Regions from separate parts of the Mus musculus genome. Here regions 2 and 3 are each linked to region 1. The links are chromatin loops, found by intact Hi-C in ENCODE. Cell type or tissue: gastrocnemius. All regions are shown on one strand. Region 1 overlaps Cmss1 (cms small ribosomal subunit 1). Region 2 overlaps Cmss1 (cms small ribosomal subunit 1). Region 3 overlaps Cmss1 (cms small ribosomal subunit 1).

The links. Peaks named below come from ENCODE experiments on the same cell type or tissue, not always from the same donor. Only the 100,000 strongest peaks of a DNase experiment are listed, where the experiment ranks them.
Region 2: a loop joins it to region 1, with 1.8 times the contacts of the local background. A loop is called at or near these places in 2 of 42 quality-filtered maps.
Region 3: it touches region 1 in a loop (1.9-fold over the local background); 2 of 42 quality-filtered maps call a loop at or near these places.

Annotation. Positions count from the first base shown.
Region 1 is chr16:57,470,141-57,478,140 of GRCm38, forward strand. All of the region lies in intron 1 of Cmss1 (cms small ribosomal subunit 1), which reads right to left. The region is part of intron 1 of Filip1l (filamin A interacting protein 1-like); the gene reads left to right. Among named protein-coding and RNA genes, the nearest start is that of Filip1l, 120 kb to the left of the region's middle. In gastrocnemius, no CTCF peak of the experiment used is centred here; no DNase peak of the experiment used is centred here; H3K27ac peaks cover 4,235 bases.
Region 2 is chr16:57,359,180-57,367,179 of GRCm38, forward strand. The region is part of intron 1 of Cmss1 (cms small ribosomal subunit 1); the gene reads right to left. The region is part of intron 1 of Filip1l (filamin A interacting protein 1-like); the gene reads left to right. Among named protein-coding and RNA genes, the nearest start is that of Filip1l, 9.9 kb to the left of the region's middle. In gastrocnemius, a CTCF peak has its summit at 4,031; DNase peaks (open chromatin) are centred at 2,163, 3,656 and 4,053; H3K4me3 peaks cover 2,448 bases; H3K27ac peaks cover 7,376 bases.
Region 3 is chr16:57,344,794-57,352,793 of GRCm38, forward strand. All of the region lies in intron 1 of Cmss1 (cms small ribosomal subunit 1), which reads right to left. 4921517D16Rik (a long non-coding RNA gene) reads left to right here. Exons shown (of 4, transcript XR_001781913.2): 4 at 2,462-3,399. Among named protein-coding and RNA genes, the nearest start is that of Filip1l, 4.5 kb to the right of the region's middle. In gastrocnemius, no CTCF peak of the experiment used is centred here; a DNase peak (open chromatin) is centred at 4,383; H3K4me3 peaks cover 1,167 bases; H3K27ac peaks cover 7,154 bases.

The sequences.
Region 1 (8,000 bases):
CAAAATAAACCTCTTTTCTTTATAAATTACCCACTCTTGGTTAATCTGAATAAAAGCATGAGAGCAAAAAATTTAAAAAGCTGAATTTTAAAGTCTTTTCAAATTCTAGTTATCTTGGATTTGATATGTGATTCAGTGACAAGAACATTTGGAAATTCTGCTTTACTTTAAAAAACAATAAAGACACTTACTTAAAATTTTCACTCTAAAAAATTATTTACGAACACCACCCTAATCTATAAACATCAAAATAAAAATACTGTAAAAACATTGCAGCTTAGGGACTTTCCTACACAGCGAGGCAAACCTAACACCTTCCCTGTGGGCTCCTGCAACCGTGAGCTAGACTGAGAAGGAACTACTAGCAGGTAAGACCACTGTGCTGTATTTAAGGACTTGGTCAGAGACACTGAGAGGAGAGAGTAAGAGAACTGGACTCACGACAGCGGCCATCACAGAGCAGTTCAAGCCAACTTACTAAACTCTTCTCCGTGGACTTCATCATGGGCTCGTGAGCCACAGGGAGAGAAGACTGGGGAACAGGAAAAGAACTGCTGAAGAGGAGTGCAAACAGGACAGAAGAAAGACGAATCACCGTCAAACGTTTCCTAAAGTGTAGAGCTAGTGTACTGCGAGTGGAATTGGTAACAACAAACGCACATCATATTCAAACTGCTGAAATAAAACTGATGAAGAAGTGGCCAAGAAAAAGGGAGCAGTGGCATTATCCAGAGTTAAACAGAATAAAAAACTATGGCAAACATTTTCATACAAATGATGTAAAGTAGAAGACGATAATGTACAATCTTCAAGGTTCTTACAGAAAAACCACTGACTTGAACGGTGATTTTTGGAAGTTGGGTAGAGCATAAGTCCTGCTTGCAGTCTCGCACAGTTGTCTCACAGGGTTACTGCGTCTAAGTTTACAGGGTCTGTTTGTTATAGACATAGTTTAATAATTTTGAATGAAAGCCTTACAAATATTAGAAGCATCACACACTGAAACTAGACAGACCCAAAGTTTATACATCCCAAAAGATCTTAAAGTTGTTTTTAAAAGGAGGTTCATTGAATATCAAATGTCATCCAATTGTAAAATGCAGTTTCTTTTTATGTGTATTTATAGACAAGCAGGAACAAGCTACCTAGACCACAGTTTCCTGTTGCTCTCTTTAAGTAGATTTGCATCAGCACACACTTAGAGAGCTGTTAGACATATGAAGTCAGGTACTGTACTGCCATTTGTCTGCTCCCCAAAGAGAGTAAATAGACAGCATTAGTCCATTTTGGCTTTCTGAAGCTCACAACATATGAGTGAGAATATATTTTTGGTATGTTCTGGGAATGAATATATAATGTGTGTGTGTGTAACTGACATATAGTAATACATATATATGTATTCATTTCAGATTCTACTACATCAGCTTCTTGCTAGCCATTTTTTCTAAAACAGAAATATTTCTTTCTCCAAGTATCTCAATACTGTAGTCATTTTATCTTGTTACTTCCATTTTTCCCCCGTAGCATTTATTATCACATGAAGTATCACATAAATTGGCTTTTAGTTAAACTCCTATACTAGAATGCATGGTACTTGGGACTTTCTCTTTTGGTCTCCGCTGCATTTCCAATATCTAGAATATTTCCCCCAACCAAGAGTTGCTCATGGATTTGTTGGAGACAGAAATGCCCTTCACAGGGGGCGGAGAAGCACAGAACATAGAAGGCTGTGAATAAGGCTCTCAATAAGGCTCTCGCTTAGCTTCTCCTAGATCAGCTAAGGTTTGGGCACAATGGCTGGAACATCAGTAGGCACAGTATTATTGATTGCAATTATTTATTGCTTTTCTTATCTCCTTGGACTTGTCTGAGCAAGCCGGTTAGTATGGTAATTATTCCCTGGTTCTACCATTGCAAAACACCAAACAATGCACCCTTGTTTTCAGAGTTAAGAAGTGGTAGAGATGAATCGATCTGGGTGTAACCAGCACCAGGGTTCATGCCAAGGGGTGGGAAAGAGAGTGCCTACATGCTCACTGTCCGTCTCCTTGCCGTTCACTTCACCCATACAGATTAGCTCATTTCAGAGCAGCTAAAGCACCATTTTCAGTTGAAATTAAACTGAATGTATTTGAATTATATCCCAATTGTAACTTTCTCTCCAACCTGTTTGTAATGAGAGCTTCAAAGTCAACAAGGTGAAAGCAGGCTTCAGGAAAGTTTCAAAGGAACATCCTCCCACGGGCCCTAAAAACTGCAGCTTCACACCACAATGAATCAGCCAAGGTGTGACAGCAGAATCTGTGTGTACTGGCACCGACTCAGCCAGGATAAAAGTGACCAGGCCTTCTGTGATAAACTGCCCCTTCTATGTTATCCAATGGAAATACTCATATTGTCCAATACTCACAAGCAATCAGGAGTGAGTTCAACTTTCAAACTGAGGACTATTAAAATAAAGTTCACTTATCCAGTCTGCCTCTGAAAACAATTCGGAGAGAAATCTGCTGCTCTTGTCCTGGGAGGAGAACAGATACGTAGCCTCCGATTTCCTTCTTATCACAACAATCCACTTGGTTGTCTGTGAAGAACTGTAGACTAAGGAAGCACTCGGTGGAAACCGTGCCCGACTTTAAAACCTTGCCAGCCATACATTACCAGTGCAGACAATCCATTTAGACCTGTCTTTCTAGTCCCACTCCAAGACTGGGCCCATGAGAAAAGAACAGGAGGCAAGACGTCTCTATTCTAATCTCTGTCTCTATTACTGCTACCCAAACTGGAGCAGTATGCCTTAAACAGGAATGTAAGTGTAAACCTAGCTCTTCATTCAGGATGAAGTATGTCTACATTTCTGAGGGCTTCCCTCTGCCTCAAGGCCTGGATACAGGTACAGACTCCCAAAAGCTCTGAAGCAGGAAGGCTGACAAGCTTTAAATTATAGCTATTTATTTATTTATTTATTTATTTATTTACCAACAAAGCCCAGCAGTGCAACTTATACTTTCAAATAAGCAAGAAAAAAAAGAACCCAGAAGTTTCCAATGGGTTTTAATTGCATACTTTATATACATATGGAATTGTGACTTAATTAACAATGTTCCCCATGGGATTTAGGAAAATTTAGTTTTTAAAAACAAGATTCCCCCTCCATCCCCAGTATTTGCCTGTTAGCCTGAACACATTTAAAAGAATATTTCCACACTAGAATTAAAAAAGTTTTAAGACATTCACTGATTCCTTAAGGAATCCTTAGTAGACAGAGACCACACGCCTTACTATGCAAGTGGCCTTATTCTGTTCTCCATCCTTCTTAACAACTGTCACTACTTCTGTAGTTGTGCACCTGATCTCATGAATAGATAAAAGGAGGCTTTGAGTGGCTTTTCAAATTCTTCTGCCAATTTCTGGCTTTAGCTTTTATTGTCAAAGGCATGAAGATCAAAAGAGGCTTTTTGCTGAAGTGCTCAGTGTCTTGTAACTTTGTCTCACAACAAAGAAGGCCATTATGTACATGAAACATGAAAGAAAGTCACAAAGTAGGATGTGTGCATCACAAAGACATGGGAGAGAATTTGTTTTGTCCACACCCATGGATGTTCACATCATTAACACCCAGTCGATAGGAACGTCCTCAGGAGTAGAAAACTTATCTTAGCGAGGGTCAAGTCTGGCCTTCTCATGCAGCTCCTAGGCTTCTTCGAAACCGTCAATCTTCCCCAACAGGGTGGTGACATGGGCTCAGTTTACAAGTACAGAAAGATCTCGCGACAGCCCATGGAAACACGAACCATTATTTACACTGGAAAGAATGACTGGGAACAGCTGTGCTCAGCGGCAGACAGAGCTAGAGGTAGAAGTTGGAGCTACACTGCCAATCCGTTATTATTTTAATAGCTAATGGAAAGGCATAAAATGGATTACCAGTGCTTCCTCAGACTGGGAAGTTTCTGACGCTGCTGCAGGTCACGGGCTCCTCTCGGCTTGTGATGCCCTCAGGCTTCCCAGTGGATTTGCAACCTAGTAATCCTACCATGGCATTAGTTTCCACATGCAAACAATCCCCTAAGATCTAAGTCAACTTTGTAGATGAACAAAATTAGGGTAGCCATAGGATCAGGACCAGAAGCAATGAGTCATCGTCCCATTTCATTATCAAACGCATTAAAGCCTTGTTCAACTGCACCTTTTCCTGTACATTGCATAAGAGACCGTATGTTTTATGTGCATTACTATACTCTTCTTGTCACAACCACACTCTTCTGAATAGTATCCCACTGATTCATTTACTCCTTAGACAGAGTATCAGTATTCAATTGATTTATCCATTTGCTGAATATACTCCTTATGAGTACAGTAATTATATTACTAATGCACTTTTGCTATCATGACTATTCATACATCAAGGTCAGGAATTTGTACAAGGCCCACAAAAAGTGTACAGGTAGCTTTTGAGTGACCTAAATTCCACAGCGCCAATATAATCATTCATTCATTGGTTCATTCATTAGTTCGTTCATTCAAGGAAACCACTGTGTTTCCTCTTCAGTTGCCTCCTCACTAACATTTATTGTCCCACAATATTTTGTAAAATATTTTTCAATGGCTGGCTATAGTTTAGAGGATAATGCTTAGATCTATATAATAGTAAAATTCTTTCCAATTAACTGAGCTCCTGACTCTCTGTTAGCCTGCTCCTGCCCCGACCCTGACTCACATTTCAAATCAGAACAGTGTTTGTTGCTCGTTAAATCCAATGACTCGGAGCATCAAGTATCATCTGCCATACCTGCCTCCTAGTAAACTCCTGCACAGAAACTGGGGATGTGTAGTTCCAACTCAGCAAGCCAGAAAAAAAAAAAGGAGAGACAGAGAGAGATACAGAGAGAGATGGGGTGGGGACAGACTCTGCAATCAATCAAATGGAAGAAAATTGAGAACAAAACTAGACAAGAATATGGAAGCACAGAGCCTATGAAATGAGCTATCAGGGCTGACTAGGGGACTGTAAGATGGCTTGGTGGATAAAAGTCCTTGGTGTGCAAGAGCGATGACCTGAGCTTGATCCCTGGAGCCTATATAAAAATAGGTGAGATATAACTCTACAAATGGTCCCTTGGCCTTCACATGTGTGCTGGCTTGTTTGAGCCCCCTATCACACTCACAATAATAATAATAATAATAATAATAATAATAACAATAATAATAATGTTTGGAAAAAGAATGACATGGAAATCATGTTTATTTCCTTCATAGTAGTTAGCTCAGTTAATCACACATTCAAAAGTTCAGCCTCACCCACCTCATACCACAAGGTCTGAAAGGCAGTGAGTGGCAGTGGGGCATTGCTCACCCAATCAGCAACTGTGCCTTCTAAAACAACAATGCATAGGCCTGAAACTGGGTTCCATAGTTGACCTTGAGGAAATTATTGTTGGTCTCAGTGCTTTTTGTCCTCAGCTGTAAAGTGGGAAGCCCACGTCTAAAGCAGTTGTAAGAGTGAGTGAACAGGCCTTGTGACCGTAAGCCACGTGCAACTGCCATTTTTATAGGTCACATAGCAAAGATTGGACTAAATTTGTATGGTTTAGTCCAATCTTTGAAACAAACAAAGAACACCAGAGCAGGTGGCATGCTCTAGAACCAGAAATCTTTCCTTCACAGAGATGCTGAAGTCTAAGACATTATAACTTAACATCCATGGTACAATAGCTTTACTTTGAATTCTGAGTTGCTGGTGTATCTTTTCCCATGGATGTCCTCTTACTATCTGACAGACAGTATTATTTAGGTGACCCACATGATAATCTATAAATCCTCATTCTTTTCACCTTCTTGATTACCCACATCTCAGTTCATTCTTGGACTGGACCATTATCAGATCCTTCCAGTCTTCCCATGCCTTTTGCTCTTGCTACTTATGCTCTTTAACGGCAGGAAAAAAGACAAAACAAAACCCTCTGACAGTTCCTTGATCCCTTTCCTGGCCTCACTGCTTTACACCAGGGTCTTGGCTCAAACCATTCTGTCACCAAAACCTTAAGCTACACAAATCGCTAACCCTTTCCCCCTAATAATTTAATAAAACTCCAAGATAAATTTTAAAATGCATATCCTATATTTTGGTACAAACAAAACAAAACACAAACAAACTAGCTTTCAGACTGGGGTCACTAGAAATCTGCAGTCCTCTGCCTAGCACTAGCCACTTTGCCCACTCTGTTATCGCTTCTCTTGCCCTTACTTCTCTCAGCTGTATTTCAAACTGCCACCAAGCACAAGACTCCAAATGCAGTCACACCCTTCTCCGCCAGTGATATGGTTTTCAGTTGACTGAAACACAAAGATTATCTTAACATTTTTTGTTTCCCTCTTGTGAATACTTTGGACTTACTGTGTTAGTTAGGGTTTTATTGCTTTGAAGAGATACCATGACCAAAGCAACTCTCATAAAGTAACTGTAACATTTGGTTAGAGCTGGGCTTACAGTTCAGATGTTTAGTTCATTATCATCATGGCATGCAGGTAACATGGTGGAGTCCAGGCAGTCATGGTGATGGAGAAGTAGGGTTCTACTATTGATCCACAGGCAGAAGGAAGAGAACAAGCCTGAGCTGAGATCTCAAAGGCCACCCTCTAGTTACACACCTACTCCAAGGCCACAACTCCCAATAGACACACCTACTCCAAGGCCACAGCTCCCAATAGACACACTTACTCCAAGGCCACCCCCTAGTTACACACCTACTCCAAGACCACAACTCCCAACAGTGCCCCTCCCTATGGGCCTATTTTCTTTCAAACAACCACACTTACACTGTATGCTTTTCCAGTTTGGAAAAAAGTGTCCTCCAAGTGAAAGGCCAGAACTTCCACACATGGCCTCAGTCCTCTTCCTTCTCTCCAAGGAATGTGTTCCAATTATAGTTCCTAAATCCCCAGCTTCTCATGGCCTATTTACTCTTTCTAAGCCTAGAAATATATTTAATAACTCATCAAATTATCCACTATTTATTTGGTTTTTAAGCCTGGGTTGTCCCATGGCAACCACTACAAGAGAGATCTTACCAACTCATTCTTCCTACTAATTCTGCAAGAACTCTCAGCCTTGCTCTGCCGTGCTTACTGCAAGGTATCTTCCTAGTTGAGAACAGCAAACTCCCTACGTCTCTGTTGGATTCCCACATTCTCTCCTATGTTCTTTCATTCACCTCTCTCATATGTGCTCTTAGAGGGTTCACTTTTGGTATATTGCTAATTCTAAATACTTTTCTCATCCAGTTTCACTGCTACTGATTTTAAATAGTAATAATATGGAAAAAATCCAAATCTATATTCCCTGTTCAGTTTTTTCTTATTCCCTATCTCATATCCAGGTATGTCAACCATTTGGTTAATTTTACCTCCTAAATTCCAGATGATTTCATAGGACTCAGCAGAGAATGACAGCAAGACAAGCACTTTTAATTCTGTTTTCCACTACTTCCACCAGTTATAGTTCAGACTATGATAAAGCCAAACTTTCTATAGTTTGCCATAATAGTCCAAACACTAGGGCTTGTGATGTACTATTCTCTTAGTCTGAAATTCCTTTTCCACATTTCTTTCAATTTTTTACACTTTAGAAGAAGTTTCATTCCACAGAAAACCTTCTCTGCATTTCTAATCAAAGCTCCATATTTTCATCACTGAATTCACTGGAATGGCTGAAACCATCAGTTTGGAAATCTTCCTGTCTAGACCCCCATGGTAGATATGTTTCTCCACTGAGCAACATATTCCCTGGTAGATGGGTAATACTGAGGTTGGCCAACAGAACCACCTGTAATTCTGTAATGTTCTTGGGATCACCTGAGAATGGCCACACGTATCTACTTGTAAACCTTGCTGCTTTATCTCCTTGCTCATACCAAGTTACCTTTGTTGGACAGGTGTGTCTTTTTATTTTCTACATCCCTCAAGATCATATACACAAGAGGCACTCAATATTGGGTATAGTG
Region 2 (8,000 bases), 110 kb before region 1:
GTGGAGCTGGCCTCTGCAAGATGAGCCACATTTAAGCATGCATCCAAAGAAAAGCCATAGGGAGCCTCTCTTCATAATTACGCTTTTAGAGCAGCAAAATAACACGATTGCTAAAAGGCATCCCCCTCCCCCACTGCACCCCCTGAGTACTGGTGAGAGGAAGGCACATAAGATCACGTGAATTCCGAAAGTGAGGGAGGACAAACGCTGATGGTACAGGCCACGTGGGGTTGTAGGAGAGAATGGAAAGGTGGGCGTTGAAGCTGTGCTACTTTGGGAACTAGTCTTCCAGCAAGAACACACATGGCCACCCACTTACAAGAGTGGCTCTGGAAGGAGGTTATTAAAAACTCCATTCTTGATTGCATTGTGAGTGTGATGGGGGAGACAAACTAATCGCTTTCGGAGAGAGATATTTTGAGGCAGGGACCTCCAGGCTGACCCAAAACACATCCTTCTGCCTCAGCCGCCTGAGTGCTGGGGTAACAGGCATGAACCACCCTGCTGGCTAGAAATGTGTCTGTTGGCACAGAATAGAATAGTCATTTCCTTCTCCAATAATTCTTGAATTTGATGCTTTCTAACCTAACAGGCAAATTGCCTATGACTGAGTAGTCATATTTCTACCAGTTTCATTGTAATTGCCTTGAAACAATTTAGACAGCCTTCTACTGCTGAATGAATATTTAAACTACAGCACAACTGTAGGATGAATTACTCTATAGCACTAACAATACAGCAACATGGACAAACCCCAACTGTGCTAGGCTAAGGGAAACAATCCAGACTCAAGAAGCCGGACTCTGCATAAGTGCAATGCATATGGCACTGTAGCAAATGAAAAGCTACAGGGACAGAAGGCAGATCAGCAACTGCAAGTTTCTAGGACCTAGTGGAGAAGTTTCTGTAAAGGGGTAGAGGGGGGCTGTTTTGGGGTGATGGAACTTCTGTAGGTCTTGACTGTAATGGTAACATCTGTGATCTCTAGTGTTTGTCAGGATTTGTAGAAGAGAACATTATCTGAAGGGTAACTTTTACTGTTGGCAAAGTGTATCTTAAAGATCTGTATGACTGAATACTGAGAGCCTTCTGCCTCAAACTTCAAACGTCATATTCTGCTTTGGTGTTGATATAATGGAGTTCTTGAACAGGGTTGTTCTCATTTGAAGACACGTTAGGGGGTCGGGGGATGGTTTGGTGGCTTACAATGCTCTACTGCTCCTGTAGGAGATCCAGAGTTCAATTCCCAGAACATAGATGCCAGCTTATAACCACTTGTAATGTAATGCTAGTTCCGTGGATCCAGCACCCTTTTCTGACCTCCACAGGCACTGAGTGCATGTGGTATACAGACATTCATATAGGTAAAACACCAAACATACAAAATACAAATAAAAAAAATCCTAATTTAGAGAAGCCAGGATGCAGTCCATCTGACACATGCTACATGGGGAGGTGGGAGGTACTCAGAGGTCCACCTGCCACATGCCCCCCTGCATTGGGTACCACTATGATATGCAAACATGTGGCAGAGACATGGGAGAGAAGTGGAATGGTTTCTGCATGATGAAGAGAGGTGAACTGGAGACCAGAGGGTGGAGAGGAGTAGCCTGATGTGAGGAGCCTACACTGCCACCTGAGATCACGAAGTCCCTCCTGTACTCCCAGTTAGGGTGATGTCTGGGTCCATGGCCTTGCAGTAGCAGCTGGACATGTCTGTGGCTCACATTTTCACCAAAGGCCATTTGGACTTCCCTGTTTTGGGCTGTTGCCTGGGAACATGTTGATGTCTAAGGGCTGTGCAGGGATGGCCCCACCCCTCCTTGGCTGTAGCTCTCTGGAGAGGAGAGCAGACCCTGCAACCTACCTGGGAAGCATAGTAAAGCTGGTCTGGGTGGCAGGGTGAGGTAAGCGGACCCTGAGGGTGTTATCCTAGGAGAGCTGGCCCCACCACTCATCTGTTGTGAGATGGTGTGGGTGAGGGAGACACCCCTCTACCCCGCTTGCCACCTGCAGCAGGCAGGAGAGCTAGCCCCAGGGTCATGGAGTAAGAGAGCAGTTCCTGCTCCTCATCAGATGCAGCACTGGGGAGAACTGGCATCTCACCTGGACAGTACAGCAGAGCCCTCAGGGCGGGAGAGCGGGAAAGCGGGAGAGCAGGAGAGCTGCCATGGGATGAGTTAGCTGGGGCCGGCCGTGCTGGAGAGCTTGTGAGCTGACCAACCCAGCTAGGCCCAGATTCAAGGCTATGAGTAGCCAACTCTAGCATTTACCCTATCTATGAATTGCTAAAGCACGTGAAAGGGGTGATCCTGCGGATCCAAAGCTGCAGGATCTCCAAGACACTGGGCAACATTAGGATATCTGAGAGCAGTCCTGGTGAGGTTCCAGTATTGATAGTGTAGCAGAAGCCAGAGGCCTCGGACCAGACCAAAGACTCACTGCAATGAATATCTGCAAAAGAAGATGTGGGCCACACTGTGACATACTACAGCTTCCATGCTGAGATGGTTTTGTTTCTGTTTTTTAATTTTCATTTATTTATTTACCTTTTTTGTGGGGGAGGTTGCAAGGGCAGAGGGAGGATACGTAGGTAAGGGGAGATGGGTGGAATTGGAGTGCATGATGTGAAATCCAAAAAGAATCAATAAAAAAGTAAGAAAAAGGGAAAAGATCTCTTTCTCTTCCTCCCTCTACTCCCCTCCAACCTCAAGTCAGGATGCTAAAAGAAAGGAAAAAGAATATTTGAAAAATGTCTGATGAAGTTTACCCACCATGTTCTCAGATGAAGAACTGAGGCAGAGGAAACTGTTGGCAGAGAAATTTGCCAGTGTTTTTAAGATATAGTAAAATTTATCAACCTTTAGAATCCCTCAAAATTCAACTCTAAATACTTTCTGTGTAATACTGACTTATAAAACACTGTCCAGTGAAAAAAAATCCTGGGGGGAAAGATCTATGCAATTTTTTTTCTTCAATTAGCTGCTCTCCTGTTAAGAAACTGGCTAAAGGCTGCTTGCTGGCTTCTCAAAAAACAGTCACAAATTAATTTGATCTAATTTTCCTCGTCAGACATCACTACATGCCTGACTCATCTAAGAAGATCAAAACCACCACTGTTGCAGTCTCTAATACCACACACTGCAGTCAGTGTAGGGATATCACAACGGAAGGCCCAGCCAAGCCTGGAAGGGTATGCGTGCTCCTGCTTATTTATTTATGCTACAAACAAATGGCACGCCAAACACCATTGTGGATCCTACAGTCGGCTGTTGATCTTGGAATTTTAACATATTAGCATCTAGATATGGAGCCATGCCCAACCATTAGAACAGAGAAAGGACTGTTTGAGTTGAAAAGATATGAATGCCACACAAAACCAGAATGAAACCAGTAAGTCTGGGAGTTCATTATCGTAGTGTGTAATGTCCTGGAGCATGGACTCTTCCCAGATGGCAGCTCTGGCTTTCCACTTCAGTTCCATTCCATCTTCAACAGCTATTTAACCTCAAAGGTTGTGGGGCCTGGTCCCAGGCCGAGCACAGGTCTGGAACCCTGGTGACCCTAAGGGACCGGTAGGTGTTTGGCCACGCCTCCTGGTCCCCTGGCTCCTGTCACAGCTACTGCCTCCCACAGCCCCCTGCAGTGGCGTGTGGCCATCAGTCATGTAGGCAATGCCCCAAGCTCCTGGTATTCTGTCTGGACTCCACTCTCACAGTTACCTGGCAACAGTCAGGTAGGCCTGGCCCACTATAAAAGAGGCTCCTTGCCCCCTCCTCACTCTCTTGCCTCTCTTACCTCTTATTCTCTTGTTCTTCCTCTTGCTCCCTTGCTCCCCCCTCTCTGCCTTCCCTTCCCCCTCTTTCCACACAGCCACGGCCGCCCTCTGCTTCTCTACTTTCTCCCTCTCTGTCTTTCTGCAATAAACGCCTTAAAACCACGGACTGTCTCTGCTCATCGGAACCGCCGTGCTGATGCAATGGAGCGGGCTTCCCTCTAAACAGTCCTGCATGTACCCGCTAGAGGCCTCCCTGTGCACAAAGCCAAGGCCGCCAGCTAATCCAAGCCAACCTACCCGCTGGCGAGCAAGCCAGACTCTCCACCCTTCAGGACCCAGCTGGAGCCCTCTCCTCTCAGTCCCTTTCCCTTCAGTCCCCAGGACAGAGTCCACCCGAGGTCCCCACTCTCTTCTCAGCTCTTCTGAGACATCCAGCGGCATCTGAGGTGCCCAAGAGCGAGAATTTGTCATCCCTGGCCTCTGTGTGGCCCAGGGACTCCAAAACTGGACCTTCTACAGTACCCAGCGGCATCTGTGGAGTCGGAATCCAACTCCCGCAGGTCCTCGGGAACCCCAGACTGCGCCCTTCCCCACCCCAAAGCAGGATCCCGAGACTTCTCACAGTCCAACCCACGAGCACTCAAACTCCCCACGTCTGCCTGGCCCTGAGCAGCCCTAGCCCCAGTGGACGCAGGACCCCATTGTCCCACAAAAGTCCTCAGTTTTCTGAACTACAAAATGGAGATAATATCTAAACCTGCCTTTGCTGTGGGCAATAAAGGGGAGATATAAGGTAGGGAGCATATTTATAATGGTATAAAAGTATTTAATAATCGGGTGCTGGCACCACCATTGCTAATACAGAAAACTATCATGATGCTAGCTATAGTTTGGGCCTAAGGAGTCCAGTGTGACTATATGATATACTAGCCCCTTCAGAGAAGTTGATTAATGGTATAGGCTATAAAAGGGTGGTTGGGGAAGCACATGAAGGGTGCTTTCTTTGGACCCTAAGTTACGACCATGACTCCAGACTCTACACACCTGCCAACAGGTATGAGTTTAGAAAGCAAAATGCCATGTTTTGAGCACTAAGAAAATCTCCAGGAAGTCAATTCTTCAAAACAAAACTGAAATTTCCTTGATGAATGTTAAAGAGCAGAAATATCCTTTTCTCTCCTTGGAGGATCTCTGGTTTTATGCAAGAAACATTTAAAAAAAAATTAACATTCTCTTGCTCACTTCTGTCATACAATTTAAATTATATAATGGAAGCTCCATACTCAAGAAGGTGATAATTTACAGCCTCACAGCCCAGAGGATTCTGAATAGACAGTAAAAATCTCGAGTGTGTTCAATTTATTCCAGAATAGGAAATGAGTCTTCCTGCCCAGCAGTCATTATTTATGGAATGCAACCTCAGAAGAATGTTGGTGCTGGGTGTTAAACTACTCCTTGTGAAATAAGGCTCCGCCACAGGTTTCATTCAGTTCTTTTCCTATTTGGAAAGACAGCATTTGTACACACTAGGAAGCAAGCTTTACTACCCCATCACTAGGCTGTGTGGATGCATTAGAGACCTGCTAAACAGAAGACGGAAAAACATCAGCTCAAATCACAGTGGATCTGTTGCTCCCAAAGTAAGCAAAGCGACCAGGACATCCCACTACCAACGAAGTGTCAAGAGAGAGCAGTGTGTCTACGGAAGGAAGGGGAACTACAACTCAAACCCACTCAAACTGTTGTCCCCAGATAGAACCACAAAGCCACGGTTATGACGTAAACAATCTAGTTATCTCGGCACTAGTGTGGTCATGTGTCCAGCTACACCTGGATAGTTCCCTTACACTAGGCAACTTCAGCTGAAAAGTCCACCTAGGTCTGCCATAGCTAAGTGCATATAAAGTAAGGATTATTTAACAGTATGGAGTAATATAGTGATATTCACCTGCACGTGCTTTGCTATAACAGTAGCGCTACCAGTTTGGATAGGCAGTTACAAATTTCTTGGCTGACTCCAAATCCAGAGAATGACAGCTTTTAGCATTACATCAGATTCCTGTTAGTGGCAAGATACAAGTCACCATTTGGTGTGTGTGTGTGTGTGTGTGTGTGTGTGTGTGTGTGTATGTATGTATGTATGTATGTATGCATGCATGCATGCATGTATGCTTTCTTTGTAAAGGATTTATTTATTTATTTATTTGTGTTTGCTTGTCTGGGGTTTTGTGGTGTCTATGTATATGTGTGTGTGTATGTGTGTGCACTTGCACACGGGTGCAGGGTATTGAACCTGTATCCTCTGCACGAGCAGTAAGCAGGTTTAACCACGGGTCTGCCTCTCCCCCTCTGGTCACTATTTTAATGGGACTTTAGTATTTGTACTTTTAACTTAACCGACCAGAAAACATTTTTCTTCGTTTCCCTTCGCAATCATCTATTGTCTTATTAATCAGCAGAGTTATAAATATTTTTAAGCAGCAAAATAACGTAATTGTTTCAAATATATGAAAGCATACTGCAGCCATCACAGTCTTAGGTCAGAACAACTTCATGCATCGGATGGGGTTTAAAGTGTTTTCTAGATCCACAGGACGCTGACACACAAAGTGGGAGGGTCAGCAGCATCGCACCCAGGGAAGGGGGCAAGCTCTGGATCCTGAAACCCTTACCAGGGACACACACTAACAGAGGAGGCGCATGCACGGAGGCAGATGTGTCTGCAACTAAGGGAACCCAAGGAGTTTTTATGCTTTTCTGACATCTCAGAGACTTTCTTTTTGGGACGTAATATACCTCGCCTAACTAATCCCAAGAGTACCAATCCTGGCTAAATTAGCATACACTCAAAATTCATCAAGCCTAGGCTGGTCTGGAGAAAGTCTGTGGAAGTTTAGTCTGACATTTTTAAATCTGCAAACATATAGTTTGCTTGTCTGATTTATTGATGTCATGTCTGTTTGATTGCTCTATCAACCCCACCCAACCATTCACATTTCAGATTCTCCTGTGCATCTTATGCGTACCACTATTTTTGTGTAATTGTTTGCCTTGGTTTCTTGACTCCTAAGCACAGCTTCACTCACCTATCAGGCTTGTGATGGTAAAAGATTCGTGTCAAGATTGACCTCTAAGATGATAGCATTGCTGAGTTCTCAGTGGGAAGGCGCAGCTATTTATTAAAAATAAAAAGGTCTTCTGATGAAAGATGAAAAACCAGTTACCCAACAGTCCTTGTGTGCCAGGCTGGCAACAGCCCGAGCCTGAGCTCTGCCGGGAGGAGAAGCGGCTGAGAACAGTAGTTAAGATGGCCTTCTGTAGAGTAACCGATCTTCTGAGACATCTCCTGGGATCCAGTGCCCTTGACCCAGCGGTTGTTTCTCATTGCTACTTTCAGAACTACCTTTGTGCAAGGGATTAATGGCCCTCCTTCAGCCCATTAACTCAGACTGTCATTAATCTCCAGGAAATACCTTGTCAGTGCTTCTTAAAGGGTACATGAGCAATGCTATGCTTTAGGCTAACTCTGGTTAATCTCACAGCCCTTCAACTCTCCTGTTACGTGATTATTAAGCCTAAAAGTCCCTTTGCCCTAGAGTCAGTCAACATTTTAGCCATAATCTTTCTTGGAAACTATAAAATTGCTAGATACGAAATAAATTTAATCCAAAAGAAAATGGATTTCAGGGAAGATGACTGACTTTTCAAAAATATGTGTCTAAAGGTATTAGTCTAAATTCCTTAACTAGTACATGTTTCATGTGGTCTGGGACTGGATGTATTACTTTACAGATAATTTCAACTTCACTCCCTAGAAGGGTCTAATCATCTATCAAATAACCCTTGCAAACCATATGGAAAAGCTGACAAAGGCATAAACATCAGCATGCATTTTTAGGGATGCTTGGGAAATGTTTTCTAAGACATAAATAAGAGCACAACGCCACAGCTAACTACTGTAAGGGAAACAAGTTGCAAGCAGAGAGCCCTGTAAACATAGACTGAGTTCAGGGAGGAAGCCAAGAGAAGGCCGACATGTTAGCAAAAGACTGCAATGAGCCTAAGGTGAGGTTTTCCAGTACCAGAGAGAAGAAACAACAAAAGTAGAGACAGTGCTGTAAATCATGACCGAAACACTGCCAAATTCACCAGCAGTCCTCACAACGGGACGAGGCTTTCACACGAACACTGAATTCCTGGCGATGCAAAGCAAGCTTTGGCT
Region 3 (8,000 bases), 130 kb before region 1:
GGGCAGGGTCCTCCTAAAGGTAGAAAATTCTTTGAGTCCTTATGGTTATTCCCATACCCAGGATCCATGGGTCCAGGAATCAAAGGGTGGAAAAAGAAACAGTTTCACTCACTATCACCCCTAGTAACCCCAGAAGGAAAATGTTTGTTTCCTGTTCCTGCAACCTGAAGTTCTGCTGGCCTAGAACTTTTGGTTTCAAAGGGGGAGCACTCTTGCCAGGAGCCATAACAAACATTCCATTGAACTGGAAGCTCAGGCTCCCCTTCTAGCTACTTTGGGCTTCTGATGCACGTGAGCCAACAGGAAATAACAGTTTTGGAAGGATGATTGATCCAGAGTATGAATGGGGAAATTGGATTGTTTCTCCACAATGGAAGTTAGAAAGGTTATGTCTGGAGTTCAGGAGACACTGGTAATATCATGTACTGAGATTAAAGTCAGCGTGAAAGTAGACAGTCTAATCCAGACAGGATGACAAAGGGCATAGACTCTTCAGGAATGACATGCATCACTCCCCAGGAGACCAAGACCTGCTGAGGTGCTTGCTGATGGTGGAGGGAATACAGAATGGGTGGTAGAGCAAGGGAGTTATAAATACAAGCTAAGGCTAAATGAGGATTATAATTGGCACAAGTATTTCTGTCATATTTTGTTAAAAATATATTTGTGTTTTCTTTCCTCAATTTCTTTATCAGGTGATAAAATATCAATGAACAGAATATCAGTTTTAGGATAATCCCCCAAAAATGTTACTCAAAAACACTGCTATCTATTCTAAAATTTACAATGCATTTGTAGTTATACAAGGGTATTTATCTTATGCATAATTATGACCTGGTTAAGTATATAATACGTAATTATACATGGGACAGCTATCATGTTAGGCATAGCTTTTACCTGGTTATTGTTTTCATTTGGAAACTAAGCATGACATCAGGAGCTATGATTGTGTGCCATGCTGTCAGGGGCTGCTTGTGATAGCTATTCTTGGCTGTAAACGTGACACCATCTGGAATTAGGTAAAACCCAAGCAGTTTGGTACAACTCTGAGGGATTTTTCTTAACAAAATCATTTGAAGTGGGAAGACACACCTTCAATCCAGATCTTTTGAGGTGGGAAGACCTGCCTTTAATCTGGGCCAGCCTTTCTGGTGGCAGCCTGGGTAAAGGACATGGGAGAAGGAAGTTTGCTGTTTGCCTGCTTGCTCTTGGCCTCGCTAACGAGTCCATTCCTTCACTGGCATGAGAGTCTGCTTCTTCAGAAGACCGGCTGATACATCCAGCCTTGTGGACTGAACAACTACTGGGTTTTAGATTTCCCCTTGATAGACAGCCAGTGTTGGTTTAGCTCCATCACAGCCTGAAAGCCACTCTAAAAGTTTCCTCTCCCTCCACTTCTCTTCATTCTACCAGTTCTGTGTCTACAGAGCTCCCTGATGAGATTCCTACCTTGTAAGACATTGTTTCTCTGTCTCCCTTATACAACTTCTATTCAAATGTTTCTACCTCCGACTACTTTCCTTTCTGCTAACTCTTTTAAAACTAGCCAACTGCAAAAGACTGTGAGACAGGACTCTAGCCAGTGTGGGAAGACTCAGTCTCTCTCTGCCTTTGAATAATCACTAAGGGCTCTGGCAGCAGGGCTGGGTCGTGGTTCGCTGAGCTGCTTCCATGTTGTGTGTTCCTTTGTGCTACAGTGAGGCCACTATTTCCAGTAGGAGCTACAGGAAGGCTTCCCAGGCCTTGGCTTCCATTTGTTTCTTCAGGTCCTCTCTCCTTTGTTCCCTAGAGTGTGGCTGACCTGTTCCAGCCACATTGACCTCCCTGGGCCCCTACAGTAAACCATGCCTTTTGTGACCTCAGGGCCTTACAAGTTCTGCCTGGAAGGCGCTTTCTTCTTTGTTTTTATATAGCACTGGTCTTACAGATGTACCTTCTTTAGAGAAGTCCCAGGCAACTGGAACAGGCATGTCCCTGTCTCTTTTACCAGGGCACTTTCATTATGGTTACATTTTATGTTTTGAGACAGAGTCTGGTAGCCCAGTCTAGTCTTGAACTTCCTATGTACCTGAGGATGGCCTTGAACTTCGGACCCCCCTGAATGCTGGGATTCGAGTATACAATACCCAGTGTATATTCACTCAAGACCTCTTACATGTTAAGCAAGCACTCTACCCACCGCGCTATGCAGACCAGTTACTTATTTCATTTCTTTTACAGACTCCAATTTCCAAAATGGTGAGGATGGATAATTTTTCCTTGAAACATATTTTTACTATTCGGGACAGTGTCTAAGCACAATAAGTAACCACTGAATGGATGAATGAATATAATTGCAAATAATAAAGTTAGAAGACAAAAGAGCATCTTTTTTATTGTGTTTTGACTACCACAAATACAATTATACCGTTGTAAATCTTGCATTGCTGTGAGACTTTGTTCATGGCTTCATTTTAACTAGGACCACCCTGAGTGACTTGAGGCTGAGAGAATGGAGACCTAACGTATGGCTACAATTAGAGCATTTCAAAAGGACTGCTTTAAAAGACCAGGTTTGGCACACAATATGGTCTGAATGGGGACTGGGCAGTTCTTTCGTATTTAAAGACATTTGTGGTTGAAGGCAAAGCTGCCATTATGTGTGTGGCTTGGTGTTCCTGAACTTGGGGGGGAAATTAGAAAGAACCTTAAAGTCCAGCAAGAATAGAGAGTACAATGGACTGTTGAGAGTCTTGTGAGGCCACTCGAAGGGAACACCCTTGTCCTTGTCGTTTGACTCTGTCTTGGGCCATCACCTTGTGCAGTTGCCTGCAACTTTGGTGACACCCTGGTATCAAGTCTGCCTCTCAATCCTGCCCAGTGGTTAAAATGGAAGATCCCAAGACTATATTGGGTCTGGTTTTGGGCCCAGTGAAACCAAGCCTGGCAGGTTACCAGGATCCCAGCCACCAGGTCTAGAATTGTCCGGGTACTCACTGGATGGCCTCTAGAGTGGGCCACGAGGCCTTATGCTGATGACAAGCAGCCTTCCTTCAGTCACCTACCATGGTGCTCAGCCCTGACCACTAAGTTCCCCTTGGTTGCTGCAATGTATGTGATTCATTAAGTTCTCCATTAGGTCACAGTGCAGACTACCTGGAGTCAGGCTATCGTCACCCCCAGCCCAGAGTCTCCTTGTGGTGTTTAAATACTCTACTTGCAATGAATGTCACTGGTCTCCCGGCTCGTGACAGCCTCACCCACTCCTTGTCTCCACGGGGCTTGGCCTCCTCAGTCACTACACATTGCTAATCAGAGATTGCTGTGAAGAGGTTCTTATGTAAGTGTCTGCTTAAGGCCTTCCACCATACAGGATACCCAGTGGTACTGAACATGGTTATACAGCTTTCATGAGTAAAACACAAGACCAGGATTAGATGAAATCCAAGTTCCATTTCAGGGGAAACATTCAGAGTCCTAGGAAAAGTTCTTGGGGGAGGGTTAATCTTATGTGTTTTCCTCTTTCTAGTTCCCGGACTAATGTCCTGTGAAAATGCCTCTGGTTGCTCTCCACTGTGTACACAGCACAGGAGATTTCACGCATCTAAAAGACTCCAATCATCCAAGCCCAGACAAAGAGTCTACTTGGTCCAAAGCTGGCCCCAGTGGCCCTGTTCTTGCGGCAAAGGAGCAGTTTGCTATTGCGAAGCCATCCATGGTACCTGCTAGGGTGTCTGGTTTCTACTGTGTCCTCGCTTACTTCCTGGGCAGAGACCTGCTCCTCTTCCCAGGGTGTACTGTTCAAATATTTATACCCCATTCCATGAAGACTTTGCTACCTCCACCTCTAAAAGGTTCCACCAGTGTTATTCAGCCCCCGCACTGAAAAGTACAGCCCATTAAAACCTGGGATTTGCACGACTGCCTCTCGCACTGGACCAAGTTCACGGTGGCCAGGATGACATTTTATTTTGTCCTTGGAGTACCAACACCCAGTGCAATTGCTGACAGTGTGTTATGGGGAGCCAGTAAGTCTCTGTTAAGTGAATTAAACACATGCTTATTGATATGCAGACCTGTTTCTGGTCATTAGAATCAATAGGAGTTAAGGCAAAGCTTGGAGAGATTCAGCTGGCCTAACTTCTCTTTATCATCTGTGTAAGGAAGAAAATAAGACCAGCAAAAGACGCCATTCTAAAAGGGGCGAGGGAGGCGAACGCCTGCGCTCATGCACGTCTGTATTCACATGCTGGTTCACTCATGCACGTCTGTATTCACATGTTGGTTCACTAGGGAGAGTTGCTGCAACTGTCTCTTCCTTTCCTTTGCCCCAATTTTCAATGAGCCAAGGCCCACTGGAAGGGTGCATGGATGCAGATGGGAAAGAACTATGTAGTGACACAAAATGGGCAAGGCTATGGATGATGGTGGCTCTGCCAAGAGAAGACCATTGCATAATGACCCCGAAGTAGGTCACTTGAGGATTGCCTCAGAGCTGAAGCAGCTGCCACCTGGTGTCTTGGCGTTCCAGAGGGACAAGGAGACACTGCCCTTGGAAACCCGAGTGGGCAGATTATTTGCAAAAACAATTTTCAGAGGTCAAGGACACATCTTGCTCATCAAAACCACAAGAACTTAACCTGTTATTATCATTTTCTACTTCAAAAAGATATGAGGCCTATCTTATCATACTCATCATTCCACAAAGCTGCCTCAGGTACAAGCCAAAGGACAGAGGCTCTCCTGCTTAGCAGACTGTTCTCTTGGTATTTTTCTACTCTGTGCCTTATCCACACCTTTATTTATACAAATCTCTTTCACCCCGCACTTATGAAACAGCAAGGAAAAAGGGTCATACAAGAATTTTAAATCTAAAACTTTTGCTGGTAATAAACTGCTAGAAAAAAAGTTTAACATTGCATAGTTTTCCTATTTCTTACTTTTTAGGTCACTGAGATGCTGTTCAGCTACCACTTTTTATGAGTGCTAGGGACAGAAACCAGGCCCTTGCACACAGGGGACAAGTGCTACACCCCTGTACCACATGCCCAGCCCGGAGAGTGACTCAAAGCTCTCTAGCTCTGGAGTTGTTACATCATTTGTTTACCTGTTGAAGCAGTCTGTGATGCTCTGTCAGTCTTTCCTCGGATTGCTGGGGACCAGGAAGGAGCAATGTGCACTCCAGAAGCCCCACCCCCTTCTAGTTTGGGAAAGACAAGTATGCTGGCAATTGCACTAAGTTGGGAGTGAGGGAGGGAGTGTGTATCCGGCTTTGGGAGAACAGTGGTGGGCACTTTACCCTGCAGTGCAGAGCTGACAAAGGGAAAGAGGAGATGCAGGATTTAAAATAAGGGAAATAGGCATTAGGGTGTGTGGGAACTATCTCCAGGACAAACTCCCCAAATTTTACAGTTCACAGAAAGAAAAAAGATGGATAACAAAGTAGTTTAAAGTTCACTGTACTAGAGCTAGCAGTGATCACTTGTTTAAGTCTAGTAAGAGAAGCAATGGGCGGTTCTCAGGAATCATTTTAGATCATCGATTCACAGACTTGAAAAGTATCAATGCTAAAAATAGAACTAAGATATTGTCATTTCAGTTCAAAACGACCACAGAACAGAAGACAAGAACAGAGAGTTAGTGAAGACTATAAACACTTTTTCTTTGATTCTTGCTTACCTGACTGACCGGTCACTGGGCAGGTGCCAGCATGCCCAGGAATTAGCCAAGAGCATTCGTTCAAACCCATCCTGTGCAGATGTCCATTTCCAGCAGCTACTGTGATATGGAGGCTGCTGGAAGGACTTGGAGCATCTGTCCTTGGTCTCAAGTTTCAAAACTGAATTAATGGACAGAATACCAGTTCCAGGCTTGAACCTAAGATTAGGATTATCTCATTTTAGAAGGTATATAAGAAGTGACAACAATTGGTCTTTGGTCAGCTGGTTCTGCCCAGGTGGAAATGCAAGACAAGCAAATCAATGAATGGTGGCTGTTTCATAGATGGCTTACATCTCTTGAGTCTATAGTGCTATTACAATTTTCAATAAAAAGACACCCTTCTTCAGCTCTTTCTACAGGAGCCCATTTGCATGCACGAGTGACTAGCATTATGTACAGTCACACCTGCCTGCCACCATTGCCGCAGTGAATTTCCATGACTTTGTGATCATTTGGAATGAGATTCTGTTCTCATGAAACAACCCTTGCCATTTCTTGCTCCCCTCCCAAATCTTTGGTTACCCCATTTTCCTTTCTGTTTCTGTCAATCTGACAATTCTAGGTAACTCACAGATGCATGATCCTAACAGCTTGTCAATTTGAACTTAGCTTGTTTCACTGAAGATAAGGTCTCCATGGTTCATCTGTATTGTAGCCTGCCCGTATTGGAGTCTCCTTTCTTAAGCCACAGTAATTCTACATTGTATGTATCTATGACATTGTACTTACTTAGCCACCTAGAAAACACTTGGATTGCATCTGTTTTTTGGACAAAAAAGTACCCTAATATATCAGAATTTTATAACTTCTATATACAATTAATATAAAGATTATTGAGACAGTTGATTTTTTTGCTAACTGTTGAAATTCACAGTATATTTCACAATCATAGCATAATTTAATTTGAACTAGACATGATAATTAAATGTAACCCACTACAGATCAAAAGATATTCTAAAGAATATCATTAAGGCTTTTGTGAAGACTTGAATAGGATTAATGGATTAGAACTAAATCTATGTTAATTTACTGATTTTGATTGCTCTGCTGTGATTGTATAGGAGTGTATCCTTGTCTTTCAGGATAGCCACACTGAAGCATATAAATCAATTCAGGATATAATGCACACATGCAAAAAACACACACAGGTGGGGGAGGGAAGCTGCAAATATGAAGTGTCCAAAGAAGAGCATTAGTATAGGTTATCTATGTTACATATACTTCCTGTGAGTCTGAACTCACTTCAGTGTATTAATTAAAATGAAGAGCACAGGCTGGTGCAAAGGTCAGAGCGTAAAGGTGCTGAACCTGATCCTTCAAACCCACGTGGCAGGAGCAATGATTCTCACAATTGTTCTCTGACCTAGAAACACACACACACACACACACACACACACACACTCTATAAACACACACACACCATAAACACATACACACAATAAACACACACACACCATAAACACATACACACAATAAACACACACACACCACCAACACACACCATAAACACACACACACACCATAGACACACACCATAAACACACACATACACACACACCATAAACACACACACACACACCATAAAAACACACACACCATAGACACACAGCATAAACACACACACACACACACACACATATATGAACAGACAAAGAACATGGTTTCTTTAGAGGGCCTCACATCCCATTTTGCCAGTGTAGTCTCTATCATCTGTAAGTCCTGGGCAGTTACTTGACGACTGTCCCCTTTGACTTTCTCAGTTGAGCATTAGGAATGAAGCTCATTTAGAAGAATGCCATGAGGATTAAATAAGATCACACACAGACTGGCCTTCAGGCAGCTAGCAGGCATGTGAGGTAGATCTGTTATCTAATTAGTGCTTCGATGTGTGTCTGTGGAAACGAACAAGCTCCTCCCCCCCCCCCCATCGGAACAAGTGATACCAACTGGGGAAAAAAAAACTACATTGAGCCTGTTAATTTCAGTACTCTGAAATATGAAATTTCATGAGCACCTGAATAATATATAATAACAATAAAAGCGCATTATACATTTGGGTGTTTTCTTAGCAGTGTGCTCCCCGTCTTCTGTAACACTAAATGGAGTGGGCAGGCATTCAAATTAAAGAGCAACACTGCGTTAATAATAGTGAATGTTTGCACACAGTGCCTTGGGTTACGGCTGTCAAGTAAGGGTCACAGCTGTGTTACTTAAATGTCAAGCAAAGCCGCCATCAGTTCACAGCTGCAGGGTACAAAATCAGGGGCAACCTAGTATCTCTCTGGGCATCTGCTCCTAAT